Linked DNA regions of Homo sapiens: regions 2 and 3 are each linked to region 1. Evidence: chromatin contacts called from ENCODE Hi-C or POLR2A ChIA-PET data. All regions are on one chromosome and are shown on one strand. Each heading gives the region's core, a stretch centred on a gene start or an enhancer-like site at or near the end of the contact. The rest is flanking DNA. Distances are from core to core; before and after follow the strand shown. Region 1 holds the start of AKR1E2 (aldo-keto reductase family 1 member E2). Region 2 holds the start of FBH1 (F-box DNA helicase 1). Region 3 overlaps LOC105376364 (a long non-coding RNA gene).

Region 1 (5,013 bases), core at 794-3,293:
TTCAATTGTTTTGGGGCGACAAGTAGTGTTTGGTTGCATGGAAAAGTTATTTAGTGGTGATTTCTGATATTCTGGTGCACCCATCACCAGAGTAGTGTACATTGTGCCCAATGTGTAGTCTTTTATCTCTCACTCCCCTCCCAGCCTTCCCCCTGAGTCCCCGAAGTCCATTATATAATTCTTATGTCTTTGCAATGACTTTTAAAATACAACATCAAAGGGATGAGCCATGAAAGAAATAATTGATAAGCTCACTTCGTTAAAATAAAAATTTTTTTATTTTGCTAAAGACAATGTCAAGGAAATGAAAAGACAAGTTACAGACAGACTGGGAGAAAATATTTACAAAGACACATCTAATAAAGGACTCTTATCCAAAATACACAAAGAACTCTTAAAATCCAACAATAAGAAAATGAATGACCCAAATAAAAAATGGGCAAAAGACCTGAAAACACACCTTATCAAAGATATACAGATAGCAAAGAAGCAGAGTAAAAGATGCTCAACGTCATAGACTTATGGAATTTCTGTTAAAACAATGAAATAGCATGATACACGATTGCAGTGCAGTAGAGCTTCCCCCAGGAATACTGTTCCCAGACTTGTGCAGGGCTGGTTCCCTCACTCTTTGCCTTTCTGTTTGCAGCATAAATGCCACTTCATTGAGGTGTTGAGGATTCCCTCACTCTGTCCCTTCCGCCTCTCACCACAAGCACCTGCTTTATTTTACTATAGCACCTGCTCTTTTTTTTTCTCATGCATTTGCTTTTATGCTCTGTCCATTCATTCCTACAGATGGTGAGCTCCTGAGGGCAAGGCCCATGCAGGTCATTTTCAGCACTGCACCCTGGCCTAACTTGCCCCGTGCACAGGTGAGTGCTCCAGGCACAGTTTCTGAATGAATAAATGAGAGTATCGAAGATCCCCCTTCCCACCTGTGAGGAGCTCACATTGAGGAGATGGATGCTCACAGGAGATGCAAGTTGGGTGGGAGGCAGGGGGACACCCAGAGTGACCCTGGGAGTTTCTCTGGCTGCAGCCGCCCCATTGAGCAGAATGGGCAGCGCCTCCCCTGATGGCCAGCACTGAAGACCCAGGCAAGGAACCTAGAAACAAAGCCCTCATCTGGGTGTGGGTGTCCTCAAGGCAGTAGGACTCCCAGGGCTGAGGGGGGCAATGAAGGGGGAGCTGTAAGCTCCAGGAGAGATAAGAGGGGCGTCGGAAGGCTCCCTTGACCCCTCTTTCCCTCCACTGGCCCTGGGGGAGCCCAGTCCACTCATAAGGGGGGTGTCCAGTCCACCCCATCCACTTCCAAACGGGGGCCCGAGGCTGCAAGCAAGGACGCTCCCCTCTACATGCAGGGCTCGGCCTCCCCTGCACCACCCAGGACCCCCGCTGTCCTGCAAGCCCCAGCCGCTCTGGGCCAGGACCCAGGGAGTGGAAGGCATTTTCCAAGGGCACAGTGGCTCCCTGACGGGGAACCAAGGCCAGGCACGCTTCTCCCAGACTGGGGGCCTCGGGGCACCTGAGAATGGCCATCCTTGGTACAAGAGAGCGGGGACCCACTCCCGCGCACCCTGTGCCCCAGGGGACGCAGGACTCTGCACCCTGACCCTAGAGCTTGCCCTAGGATGGCCCGGCCATGGCGAGGCCCTGGAACGGTGAAGACTCTCTGCCCATCAACCTAGCACCTCTGCCCTACCCTCAGTCGCATATGCACCCGGTGCGAGGGAGAAGGCAACCAGGAGGTCACACCTAAGGTGGGGGCGTGAGCGGCAATGCCAGCCGATTGTAAAACCTTCCCTGCTCCTGCGTGGCTCTGCAAGCCAATCGAAAATTCCGTCGTCTATGCCGCCAGCCAATCAGGATGTCCAGAGCGCGGTGCTTCCAGCCATTTGGGACTCCAGCTGGCTCTGCGCCTCCAGCCAATCGGGGTGCCCGTCCTTAATACAACCAGCCAGTCAGTGCCCGGCGCGCGACACCAGCAGCCAGTCAGGAAGCCCTGCGTTCATGCTTCCAGCCATTGTCGGAGTGTCAGCCGTCACAAGGCACTTCCAGCCAGTCGCAACGGCGGGTCGCCAGCGCCGCAGTAGCTCGCGCGGTGCCTGTCGGTAGTCGCGTGCGGGGCGGCGGGGCGGCGGGGCGGCCGGCGGCGGCCATGGGAGATATCCCAGCCGTGGGCCTCAGCTCCTGGAAGGTGACGCGGTCGCGGGCAGGGAGGCGCGCCTGACCTAGGGGAGCGCGGGACTTGGGGGCGCCCGATGGGACCCAGGCCGGGGCTGGGGAGAAGTGCGGCGGCCTCCCCTCCGCCTGGCCGACGCCCGGGAAAGGCGCTGCTGAGGTGGCCGCCCACCGCCCACAAGCAGCCCGGCCCGGCCTTTCCTAAAACGGAGTCGGTGCTGCCCGCCGAGGCGCTCTCTGGGAGAAGCGGGAACCTCGGCAGCCAAGCCTCAGACTCTGGGGCTGCGGCCGCGGCGTTGGGCGGGGCTGCTCTGTGGAGAGGCGGAGCCCTTGAAGTTACTCAGAACTGGAGCGGGGATGCCGAGGGGAGGCCTTGGCGGCGCTGGACTCGGCCGGAACAGGGAACCTCGAAGCCTCCTCTCCAGCAAAGAGAGAAAGAAAAGTTGGGGCCGGGCGTGGGGTGCGGGCTTGTAATCCCAGCACTTTGGGAGGCCGAGGCAGTAGGATCGCCTGAGCTCAGGAGTTCAAGACCAGCCAGGTCAACATGGCGAAACCCTGTTTCTACAAAAAATGAACAAATCAGCTGGGCTTGGGGGTGCGCGCCTGTGGTCCCAGCTACTCAGGAGGCTGAGGTGGGAGGATCACTGGAGACCAGGAAGTCGATGCTGCAGTGAGCTTTGATGGCGCCACTGCACTCCAGCCTTGGGGACAGAGCCAGACCTTGCTGGAAAAAAAAAAAAAAAAAAGAAAAAAGGAAAATTGGAATTGCTGATTAGGCTTTAAAAGAAACTTTGGGATCTCATGTTGTTCCCTGTTTAGAAGCAACCTGCCCTGATGCCTGAGACATATAATCGCTCTGTGCATTTATGGGGTGCAGCGTAATGTTTTGAGCCGTGTATACAATTGCAATGTGGTTAAATCAAGCTAATTAACATATCTATCACCTCTCTCAGTTATTATTGTTTGTGGTAAGATGTTTGAAATGTCTTGTTATTTTGAAATACACATGTGTAGTAAATTATTGTTGACTGTTGGCATCCTAGTGCGCAGTAAGTCTTAAAAGCTGTGTCTCCTGTGTGTTTGAAACTTTGTACCCTTTGATCAGCAACTCCCCATTCCCTCCTTCCTCACCTCCCCCAGCCCCCAGCGTCTTATAACCACCATTCTATTCTACGACCTTTCTCTGCTTTGAACTTCACAATTCCTGCCAGTGATTTGAGACAGCACTGACTAAAAAGCGTTTAAAATTTGATCTTTAAAAAAAAAAAGCTAAACTTAGTTGTTGATAAAAGCTATAAGAAGTCATATAGGAAGTTAGTTACTGAAGGAGTCAGAATGTTCAAGGCCTGCTCATGAAAATATTATTTAAATTATTTCTCTTACCTGCTTACCAACTCTTAGAGGCTAGGAGTGTCGTTTTGTTCATATTGGTTCTCAGCATCTAGTGAAGGACGTGCATCTGTCAGCCCTTCATTCAGTAAGCACTCGATGGATTAAACTGTTGAGTCTCTTGCTTCCCTTTATTTCTGCAACAATTTGGTGCAGGAGTCCAGACTTTCGTGCACACAGGATAAGGAAAAATTAGTGAAAACTGTGCTTAACAGGTCAAAATATTCTATTTATTTTTCTTGGACTGCAGGTGCATCAAATTGGATTAATCATAATCACTCATCACTGGTCTATGCAAAGGCTTATTTTTACTCGTCTATTTTTAATAGTGAATAAACATCACAGACCTATCCGTTATCTGTTGCCCCAGAAATGCTGCATCAATGGCCAAACACCAGACCTCAGTGGTGTACAGCAGCAAGTGTATTCCTCCCACACGGGAGGTCAGGAGAGCAGCTCTGTGGACCTTGGCTGGGCTCAGTTGGGATGGTTGGGGCTACTCCACTTGGCTCCGCACATCTCCTGTCCTCGTGCGGTTAGTTAGGGAGTGTTCTCAAGATGATGGCTGAAGCACAAGAGAGCAAGGGGAGCGGTGAGATGTCTGGAGACCTCAGCCTGGGCTCTTCATTATTAGGGGCCACTTGATCCATCTGTGTGCCTGATCGGTGCTGTCTTAATTACTACAGTTCCTTGATAAGCGCCCATACCTAGTAGGGCAGGTCACCTCTCCCTGCTGTTGTAGATTTACAGTGTACAATTTGATGAGTTTTGACAGATGCATGTACCTGGGTCCTGGCTTTTTATTTTGGCACCTTACTCTCCACTGTAAGTTTTAGAACTAGCTTAGAAGGTTCCATGAGAAACTTTATTGGGGTTTTGATTGGAACTACATTAAATCTGTAGACCAGCTTGGAGATAATTGACACCTTTGTAATGTTAAATCTTAACTTTTCTACAAGCATGGTATTCTTCTCTGTTAATAAATTGTCCTGAATATGGTTCATTTCTAACATCTTTTCATATGGTTGTATAGTTTTTCCTGAAGAGAATATATGTCTTTTGTTGGAATTATTATTGGGTTCTTGATAGTGTGTTATACTACTGGAAATTATATTTCTCTGAAGTTACATTTTCTACTTGTTTCACCTGCTATATTCATTACACTTCCAGCCACTTTACTAAACTGTACTGTTATTTCTGTTAATTTGTGTTACATTTGTTTGGATTTTCTACACAAATGATCATATCATCAGCAAATAATGGTAGTTTACTTTCCTTTTTTTCCACTCTTTAAGCTTAAAATTGCTTCTTCTTAGTTGTTCAGGTGCTTCTGGAAAGCACCTCCAGCACAGTGGCCATTCTTGTTTTGTACCTGATTTTAAAGGATGTAAGATGGATATTTTTTAATATTGATACTCTTTATCAGATTAATTCTTTTCC
Region 2 (5,013 bases), core at 1,475-3,974, 1.1 Mb after region 1:
ATTACAAGCAGCCGCCACCACGCCCGGCTAATTTTTTGTATTTTTAGTAGAGACGGCGTTTCACCATGTTGGCCAGGCTGGTCTTGAACGCCTGACCTCAGGTGATCCACCCGCCTCCGGCCTCCCAAAGTGCTGGGATTACAGGCGTGAGCCACTGCACCCGCGCCCCCGCCCCCACCCCCTCCCCCCCAGATGTTCTTATTCTCTGCCTTCTGTTTTCCAAAATCCTCCTTTCCCCTGAAGGTGACCTGAACAAGATGCGGTTGGGCAGTGCTGGGTGAAGCAGCCACATGTGTGTACTGCTCACCTGCAGAGCTGTAGGCTGTACCTGCAGTATGCAGAGGAGTCCTTCTAATTTTGCTCTCTGTCTTCCAGGCACCTGGGCAAACAGTGAGCAGGTACTGGAGGATCAGAGGGTCGCCTTCTCGACTGGCAATGTGGAAACTGTTCCAGCCATCTTTGTTCTTCAGGAGTGGATTGGCGCCATGTTCCACCAGCTCCTGGATCACCCCCAGGTTCTTCCTTGTGCAGGCCATCATCAGAGGAGTCCTAAGGCCAACCAGGAGAAGCTGTCAGATGGAGGCAGCTGAGACATTAGAAGCCAGGGGCCAGGTCTTCAAAACACACACATCCTTGGCACAGATGGAAAACCTAGAGGATTCAGGGGTCTGGCAGGCAGGAAAACAGCTTTGACCGGCAACCTCTGTGCCTTCTGTGAGGACCCTGGGAGAAATAATAAGGGGAAAATGATTGTAACGAACGTGTACCTAGAGGAGAGGGTGCCTGGGAGACAAAGCAGCTTATAAGCTAGTTCACAGGATAGCAGTGAATTGGAGCAGAGCTAAGAAAACCCACAGACAACCCTCAACACATAACGAAGTCTATTCCCCTGCCCCAGTGGGGAAGATGTACTTCCCTATGTTCCTAAAGATGTTCACGCCCTCTAACGAACCTGACCTAGTGAGTACTAAAATCAGTGTCAATCTAACAAACGAAATGCAATTGGCTTGTGTGATGGTGGAGCAGAGTATCTCTGACTGTGGTGGTTATGCAAGGCTGCACGTATGTGATACAACTGCACTGTGCTCTACACACACGAGCGCGTGTATAACTCAGGAATTCTGGATATTGATTGGAGCAATGCCACTTGAAACAATGCATTGGTGCAGAAGTAACTTAGCTAAATGTCCCCAGAACATCGCATCCGGAGGCTATCTGTATAGTGCACACACTTCATTGTTTGGTAACATTCTCTTTGGTTATATTCTACACTATTCCGTGCTCTAGAAAGGGAGGTGACTGCCCCGACCAGTTAACCCACAAGGGCAGGAACGAGGGACTCTGCAGGTCATCTGCGTTATAAGGGAAAGTTGGGCAGGAGGTCCCTGCCGCTGAGCAGGCCTGGGGTGAGAACTAGGAGCTGAGAACAGCTACGGTGTCCAAGGGGACGGAGAAGCACAGGGAACTCGCTACGACTCTGCGAGTAGAGGGGAGGCGGGGTGTCTTTCCGCTCCACACCTACCAGTCGGCCTTCTTCAGGCAGTCGACCGCTGCCCCCCGGCCCAGCAGGTAGCGCACGCAGTCTCGGTGGCCCATGGAGGCCGCCTCGTGCAGAGGCCGCTTGTAGTCTCGGTTGGTGGCCTCGATGTCCATGCCCCAGGCCTCGGCCAGATAGGCCAGCACGTCCCGATGCCCGTGGCGCGCGGCGCAGTGCAGGAGGGTATCCCCGGCCGGCCCCGGGCAGCCCCCGGCCGCCTGCAGCTCCTCCTTCAGGGCGCGCAGCCGGCCCTCCTGCACCAGCCTGCAGAGGCGCCGCGGGTCCCCGGGCTGGGCCATCGCCGCGGGTCGGGCCGGGCTGCGCGGGGAGGCGGCGGGCGGGACACCGGCGGCCGGGCAGGGAGAAGCCGAGGGCGAGTGGGACTTTCCGCCTCTTCACGCAACCTGCCCCGCGCGCCCCGAACCCGGCAGAACCGCCCCTCACGCCCCCGGCTTTGTCCCCGGCAGAGCCGCCTCCTCAAACCCCCGGCCTAGTCCGCAGGCGGGCTGCCCCCTCACAGCCCCGGCCTGCCCCGCGTGGGAGAAGCCGCGGTTCCGGGCACGGGGCGGTTTTTCCTCAGGGACGGAGCGGTCCGGGATGAGCACGGAGGGGCCTGGGGATCCGAGAGCGCTGGCGTCCGCCGTCCTGGAGCTGCAGCGGCCCGTACGTGATTCGGGACTGAACACGTAAGGGAGTGGGGCGCGCCGCTACACCGCAAAGCCCCAAAGTGGAGGGTCCGGGAGGGCGCGCACAGCCTCGCCCGGCGCCGTGCAGGGTGGCTCCTGAGGCAGCCAGGCCCAAGCGTGACCTGCCCCGCACGCGTCCTCAGGGCCGCCCCAGCCTCCAGCCCCTGGGGGCCGGCGTTCCTGGGCTCCGCCCCCGTCCCCGCCCCTCGACCGCCGCTGCTCCGCGGGGACTCGGGGAGCTCGAAGGAACTCTGGGAAAGTTTCCCGCTCCGCCCCGGCCCGAGCGGAAGCGCGGATGGGGCGTGGCCCGGTAGCTGTGGCCGCGCCCCCACCGATTGCGCATTTCGATTGGCGTTAGTGGCCGTCCGTCAGCACGCCCCCTCCGGTCTCGCGTCCCGATTGGTCGCGGGGGCCGTCAGTCCGGCTCCGGCGGCGGGCGCTTCCCGGGGCTGCGGCGGGGCGGAGCTCGCGGAGGAAGTCGGCGGGCGTCTCGGGCTCCAGGTCCCGGCCAGAGGAGGAGCTCGCTGCCGGGGGACGCTGGGCTGAGCGGCCGGCGGCGCGGGCCCGGCGGCGGCGGCAGCGGGGTCCGGGTCCGGAGCGCCACAGTGCGTGAGGCCGCAGACGTGGCAGGGAGTGTGGGAGGGGCTCCGCCGTGTGGAAAACTTAACCTCCGGGGTCCTGCGCGGGGGGTCCGGGCCCGGGGTGGGGCAGCGGGGGCCCCGGGGGCGCGAGGCTGGGCTCGGGCAAGCGCGGGCGTGGGGGCTCGGCCGTCCGGGCCGTGGGCAGGTGGAGGGCGCGGCGGGGGTGCGCGGGGGAGGCCAGGGCGCTCACTGAACTCGGTCGGGAGCGGCCCCCGCGCTGCCCCCCGAGGCCAGGAAGGCGCAGCGTGTGGGTCCTCGGGGCTGAAGGGGCAAGCGCGGGGACGTGGCCTCGGCTGCTAGGAGGCCAGGCTTTCCCGTCTACTCTGACGTTTTGACCTTGGGCAAGTCATTTTTCGCTGCCCTCTGCCCCTGTGTCATCGGTAGCTTCTCTGCCCCTCCTCTGAGCATGGGAAGCCTAAGGCGATGTGGGAGGCCTGGCGCTGGTGGAGGGCACGGCGAGAGCTGGGCAGGCTGTGGGTGATGGAAGAGATCAGTAGGTGTTGGGTTCCTTACCCGATCTGATTAGGTGCCAGTCACTTAACCTCTCCATGTTTTCGATTCCTTTAGGGAGTAGAATGGGAGTAGCTCCTATTTGCCAGGCCTAAAAACGAGTGCCGTTTACATTTTTTATTGCAGTCTGTGGTCCGAAGACAACCCTATGAGGCATCAGTAGGGTTTTACAGGTGGGGAAGTGGAGGCCTAACCAAGTCAGTGACTTTCTTACAGAATTACAGGTAATAAAGTCTTCTGGAAGGCAGGATGGTAGCATGTGTTGAGTGTCCGCCAGCGTCTGCCGCTGTGGTAAAATGAGCGGAGATAAATGAAAAGACTTCTGGAATGGGCCCATGAAGATAAGTCCGTTTTACTCATGAGCAGATTGAGTTTGGTTAAGGTAACAGTGATGTGGATAGCCTCTGGAGACAGAACTAGTCCAAGTACCAGCTTTGCTCAGGTTATTGTTCTGTCGTGCCTTGTCACTCCAGCAAAAGAAAAAAAGGAAGGCATAAAAGTTGTTTGAAATGCACAAAAGTGTAGGGCGTGCCAAGCAGTGTTCTGCTGCCGTTGAAGTTAGTGCAAATTGGAAGTTGAGGCATCTGGTAGCTTCATGCTTTTTGCTTTTACCCCTGCCCCTCTCCCAGTTTCAGATGACTATCTTCTCTTGCATTATGTCTCTAGTTTCCCTGTTTTTTAAACATAATTGGGACACACGGGTTCACAGTAGGTTGGAATATATATATATATTTTGAGACAGAGTCTCGCTCTGTTGCTCCGGGTGGAGTGCAGTGGCACGATCTCGGCTCACTGCAACCTCCCCCTCCCGGGTTCAAGCAATTCTCCTGCCTCAGCCTCCCGAGTAGCTGGGATTACAGGCGTGTGCCACCATGCTCGGCTAATTTTTTTGTATTTTTAGTAGAGACGGGGTTTCACCATGTTGGCCAGGCTGGTCTTTAAACTCCTGGCCTCAAGTAATTCACCCAGCTCGGCCTCCCAAATGCTGGGATTACAGGCGTGAGCCACCGTGCCTAGCCAGGTTGGAATATTTGAACCCAGGATAATTGGTTACTTCATTGGTGTTGCACATTCGATTCTGCCTCTTGTGTCTTCTCTATGAACCTTCTTTGCTCTGTATCCCCCTTTGGATAACTAAATGATAATGTATGTGAATCTGTCCCGCAGCTCCTGTGATTTTCTGGGCAAAAGCTTGGTCTAGAGGGGCGGGATCTGAACAGTAAGCTAATGGATGGAGCTGTTTCCTGGGTCTTGCTGTTTTCCGGTTGGGCTGCTCATTTCTTTCGTGCAGACTTTTGGAGGTTGTGGTCTGGCCTTTACAGTCACGTCACATGTAGTCGTCATTGGCACCGACTTGCTCCTTGGCTGCCCTTCCTTTTCCTCCTGTTTTTCATGGGTATGCTGTTGAGCATGCCCATTGGTACACTGATCATTTGACAGGTTTCGTGATTTGTGAGTGTGTGTAGACACCACTATTGGTATTAGATTTAGAATTCTAATTTTGGGTTTGTTGACATCATCTTTTTGCTGCTTATCTCATTCCTCTATCCCTCCTAGGCTGATTTTATTTGGAAACTGAATTTGGATTCCATCTTTGCCTTTCTGGCTGTGAAATTACCTACTTTTAGAAAGCATCTCA
Region 3 (5,013 bases), core at 994-3,493, 1.0 Mb before region 1:
GGTGGGATGCCCCTGCAGAGCAGATGCTCAGGAAACCCTCCTGCCAGCTCCTGGGGAGCACGGGAGGCGCTGGCTCCTTAGTTCTCTATGGAAGGACGGTTCTGCACCAGATATTATTATTAGAGTCTCTTATTTGGAATTCTGGACTTGTGTGCTCGACAGGGGCCTCAAGTCCCCAGTGTCGCTCAATAGTGACAAACCCAAATAAAAGATCCTGGCAAATGATTAGCAGCCTTTCCTGCTGCTGTGCTCATAAACGCTGTTGCTATTTTTGGGCCAGCATTGTTCAACCTGGATTTAGTTCTCCTTTGCTGTCTATTTTGGCTCTGACCTGCTCTGAAAGGGCAGGCTCCACGCCGGGTGTCACGCCCAATGGCTTCTCCACGGTCTTTGTCCAAATGGACTCAGTGAGGATATCACCAGCGGAAAAGTAAAAGATGAGAGGACTTGAAAAAAATATCTTCCATTCAGAATCTTTTTAAAAATATACTTTCAAACAAAGAGGTATTATAGAAAGCATTTTGCTTTTTCGTTTAAAGCTAAAGAAAATCAGAGTCACCTAGAAATGTGAGTTACTGGAGGAAGAGAGGAATGGTTAAGATCATTCTACAGTGTCTATATGTACTTATATATCCCAGTGTCTGTGTGTACATGCGTGTATGTCTGTGTATGTATGTGTGTCTGTGTGTGTCTCTCCATGTGTCTGCCTATATATCTGCATGTGTATACGTGTGTATGTATATCTGTGTATGTACATGTGTATATATGTGTATGTCCGTGTGTGTCTCTGTGTGTCTCTGTGTGCATGTATGTGTATATGTGTGTCTGTATGTATACATGTATGTCTGTGAGTCTCTTTGTGTGTCTGCCTGCATATCTGCGTGTGTGTGTGTATGCTCTGTGTGCGTTTGTATATGTCTGTGTGTCTGTGTATACACATGTGTGTCTGTGAGTCTCTCTGTAGGCGTCTCTCTGTGTGTCTGCCTGCATATCTGCATGTGTGTATGTGTGTATGGTCTGTGTGTGTTTGTATGTGTGTCTTTGTGTCTATGTGTATTCATGTGTTTCTGTGGGTCTCTCTGTGTGTCTGCTGCATATGTGCATGTATGCATGTGTGTATGGTCTGTGTGTGTTTGTATGTGTGTCTGTGTGTCTATGTGTACGCATGTGTGTCTGTGAGTCTCTCTGTGTGTCTGCCTGCATATCTACATGTGTGTATGTGTGTATGGTCTGTGTGTGTTTGTATGTGTATCTGTCTGTGTCTGTGTGTAATTCTTTATCTCCTCCGTTTTCTGAGCAGGCTGGTCCTTTGAATCCCAGGAGATAATTTTTCCTTATACTTACTAGAGGAGTCTGTCAATACAGTAGAAGCACAATGTAAATGGGGGATTAACACCTTGAGATAATTTGAATCCACTGTCATTCACCCTTTCTGAAATGCACAAGCTTGCAGGCACCTACCCTCCTGCTACAGGACAGAAAAAAACACGGTGGTTTTATTTCCATTTCTTATCACACGGTGTCCACTGCCTGAGCTGCACAGGGAGGCATTTTGTCATTTCACTGTAGGGGTCTCCTGTGGCCCCGAATCTCATGTGTTTGTGTCCCTAGGAGCTGCAGCCCCAACCATGTCATGAAGAGGGGTCGGCACGGGGGCTTCTGGCTGTGGCACACACACGTGTTAACCTATAAGGCTCACTTCCTGCCCACAAGGGTCAGAGTGTTGTTTTTTTTTTTTTGAGACGGAGTCTCCCTCTGTCGCCCAGGCTGGAGTGCAGTGGCGCGATCTGGGATCACTGCAAGCTCCGCCTGCCGGGTTCACGCCATTCTCCTGCCTCAGCCTCCTGAGTAGCTGGGACTACAGGAATCTGCCACCACACTCGGCTAATTTTTTGTATTTTTAGTAGCGACGGGGTTTCACCGTGTTAGCCAGGATGGTCTCAATCTCCTGACCTTGTGATCCACCCGCCTCGGCCTCCCAAAGTGCTGGGATTACAGGCGTGAGCCACTGCGCCCTGCTGAGAGTTTTTTATTGATCATTCAGTGATTCTGAAGGGAAGACAGTTCTACTCTCACTGCCAGTGACAGCACAGCCCAGGAGAGCAAGGGCAGGCTCCTCTCCAGGTGTGGCTGCTCTCCATGGCCTGGGTCATAGTCTGGAGATGACTGAAGAGTTAGTCTTGGGGCTGTTGCTTGTGAGAACTGGAGAGGTGTGTGTCATTATCTGAATCGGCCAGGCCCACGCCAGGGTGAACTGGGCTTACAGGAAATGCAGTCACAGGTGAGACAACCTTTGGCACCAGCTCCCAACTTTCAGTTCAGAGAACGGTGAGTTCCCGGTACAGGGAGTGGAAGCTGATGTCATTGAAAAGATATTGCCTTGCTTTGAAATCAGCAAGCGTGGTCAAAGTTCTCCAGTATATACACACAGAGGAAAAATGTGGCTCTGAATCACCATGGGCAGCTTTTTGATAAACAGATATTCAAAAAAAAAAAAAAAAAAAAACAACAGAAAAAACAGCCCATGTGTGGTTTTTCTGAGAATGCTACACGGCTTTCATATGTGCATTTTGACCCTAATTTCACTTACAACTTTCTCATAAGATACTGTTAGGAGTGAAAAGCCACAATTAGCTCTAGGCCAAGAGTGAATAATTTCAACAGCCTCTCTAAGATGGTTTATATTTTTGGAGCCATATATGGGTGAAAGTAACGATTTCCACAGGAGGACAAACAAAAGGAGATTTTTGCACACAACAGGGAAAAGAAAAAGGTTTAAACTTTCACATGTGAAAAAGTTCAAATTCCCAAGCCTTGCTGAACACAACCCCAGGTAGTTTTAAAATTTGCTTTCAATAAAAATTTATTTGAAATGAAATGCTTTACTAACTTTCATGGCTAAATCAGGAAACACCGTTTTCACTAATTAATATTAAACAGTTGGCGAGCACAGCACTTCTGGATGTGTTCCTTCTTCATAACTAAAAATGAGTGAAATTGTAATTGAATTCTGATGATAATCTTAATAGCATCATTCTCTACGTTGACTCCTTAAAGCAATTTTATATTTGCAAATTGTCTTTGCCTTCCTTTTAGCTTAGTTATATAGCTTGCTTTGCTCAAAGAGTAAAATTAAAGTCTTAACTAATGTCAAATGGTTTTGCTTTTCCTGTGTAAACATAAATATGTTAAGAAATGTATAGTAAGTTATCTTATTTTAATAGAGACTCATCAGTGCTAGTTATTTAGTGCCTCTCAATAGTATTTCTGGCAAACTGCACATGGCCTTCCTCATAGAATGAGGAGTGGGCATTGACATGAATTTCTAAATTGTGGCATTTCCTGGCATGATGTCAGTTGGCTTAATCATCTCAACTGTCAGCTCACACCCTTGACAGCCAGCTCGGGAGCTGGGGAGAGTCCAAATTTGGTGTTCTGAAGGAGCTCACAGGGGTCTCTGGCACGTAATGATCACCTTGAAAGTCATCGATTTCAAAAAGAACATTCCACTGTGGAAGAGCAGCCAAGAGAAGCAAACCTCAGGCACACACAGTCTGTAACAGAAACCGAAACTCCTAGCAGGAAAATACCATGACCTGCAGTGACAGGGCCAGACCATTTCAGTGAACTCAGCATGCAGAACTGTGTGGGGAAGGGCCCCATGAGAGAGTTACTATGATTATTATTAAGAGGTGAAAAACATTCTCTAAAATGGTGCGGTGTCAGAGTTAGTTTCCAGAAGGCTTGCTAACCTGCAGGGGCTGGGGTAGAAAGTCATTCTATAAAAGGCATAGGTGCAGCTGTGACTTCGAACGTTTCCCTGTGGATGAGATGCCCACACATTTCAGGACACATGTACTATGACGTTTTGGGTGCAGAGAAACGCTGCACCAATCACTCAGCTCCTGTCTCTCTGCCATCAATTTTGTCAAATGTCAAAAATCATCTATTCAGAGATGCCTATGTAGAACAGAGGAGGGGACTCTGAGTATTTAGGAATCAGTTTCCTAACTCAGCTCATCACCCTCTCACTCAGGACAACTTCCGCTTGCCTAGTGGGGAGAAGCTTCCAAGTGCAGTGTGGGCACTGGAGGGAATGCCTCGGCCACAGTTCCCGTGGAAATCTCGGGGATTTAAGTCTTTAACCAGCCCCCCAAAGACCACAACCCTCCCTCCACCATCCACTGACAGCTTTCTTGGCTCCCTAAGCTGTTCTGCACTGAGTCCTCAACTTATCTTCTCTGCTGACATTTCCCCTAGTTGTGGTGGTCATGCCCGCCAGGGAGCTGCTCCCTCTGAAGGTGATCCTGCCCCATCTCCGGGCCTCACGGGCATGGCTGCTCCAAAGACCGCGACCAATTTCCTCCTCTAAATCACGTGGGATGCATCCAAGGGCTCCTTGGGGCTCAGCCCTTGTTAAAAGAGTGCAGCTTACAGACCACACACTTCTTTGTAAAAAAAAAAAAAAAAAAGAAAGAAGAAAGAAAGAAAGAAACTCTCGTTGTATTCTTCAAATTCTGGAAGGAGGCAGGACTTAAAAAAAAATTACTGGTAATTCAAGTTCTTCTCCTTAATGTAGAAATAAACCGTGCTGAAATTCCGGTCACAAAGGCCATTGGCTTGGGCCTTCTTAGTCAATATGTATGGCAGACTTTTGAGAGCTTCATTCACCTGTTTATGATAATAATTAGAAGATAGTACAGGTTAGGCATCTCAAATCCAAAACTATGAAATAAAAAATGCTCCAAAATCTGAAACACTTTGAGTGCCGACATGATGCTCAAAAGAAATGCTCATTGGAGCATTTCGGGCTTTGGATTTTCAGATTTGGAATGCTCAAATGGTACGTTTATGATGTAAATATTCCCAAATCCAAAAAAATCTGAAATCTGAAACACTTGGGTGCCAAGCATTTTGGATAAGCAATACTCAACCTATATACACCTATCAATTTGTTCCCAGCTGGAGAGGAAAGAAAAAGTCAACCACACTGATATATCAGCAAATATGTAC

The links. A loop is a pair of places that touch in the nucleus more often than their neighbours do. ChIA-PET counts read pairs that join two places held with the same protein, here RNA polymerase II (POLR2A). Pooled maps may share reads with other maps.
Region 2: a loop to region 1 is called in a map of naive thymus-derived CD4-positive, alpha-beta T cell, with 4 times the contacts of the local background. The contact joins the promoter of FBH1 here to the promoter of AKR1E2 in region 1. A Hi-C loop is called at or near these places in 1 of 168 maps with a recorded cell type or tissue (naive thymus-derived CD4-positive, alpha-beta T cell) and 7 of 50 pooled maps. POLR2A ChIA-PET finds 5 or more read pairs at or near these places in 1 of 52 experiments (SK-N-SH).
Region 3: a pooled map shows a loop between it and region 1 (2.8-fold over the local background). The contact joins the enhancer-like site here to the promoter of AKR1E2 in region 1. A Hi-C loop is called at or near these places in 2 of 50 pooled maps. POLR2A ChIA-PET finds 5 or more read pairs at or near these places in 2 of 52 experiments (A673 and Panc1).

What each region holds. Positions count from the first base shown.
Region 1 is chr10:4,824,164-4,829,176 of GRCh38, forward strand. It overlaps AKR1E2 (aldo-keto reductase family 1 member E2), which reads left to right and starts at 2,044. Exons shown (of 10, transcript NM_001040177.3): 1 at 2,044-2,200. The coding sequence starts at 2,162. RefSeq lists a silencer at 2,471-2,550.
Region 2 is chr10:5,887,519-5,892,531 of GRCh38, forward strand. It overlaps FBH1 (F-box DNA helicase 1), which reads left to right and starts at 2,725. Exons shown (of 21, transcript NM_178150.3): 1 at 2,725-2,828. The coding sequence starts at 2,828. ANKRD16 (ankyrin repeat domain 16) reads right to left here and starts at 2,375. Exons shown (of 8, transcript NM_019046.3): 1 at 1,523-2,375; 2 at 329-549. The coding sequence starts at 1,836. RefSeq lists silencers at 1,658-1,937, 1,948-2,057, 2,198-2,917, 3,108-3,157.
Region 3 is chr10:3,808,013-3,813,025 of GRCh38, forward strand. LOC105376364 (a long non-coding RNA gene) reads left to right here. Exons shown (of 2, transcript XR_930580.3): 2 at 1-505. Among named protein-coding and RNA genes, the nearest start is that of LINC02639, 23 kb to the right of the region's middle. RefSeq lists enhancers at 1,383-3,659, 1,383-1,708, 1,836-3,035, 3,323-3,572, 3,873-4,032 and a cis regulatory region at 2,103-2,448. Within about 2 kb of position 2,244, at least 37 of the 41 ENCODE cell types and tissues checked have a DNase peak (open chromatin) inside an H3K27ac peak, as active enhancers do; they include Panc1, where a contact is called at or near this core.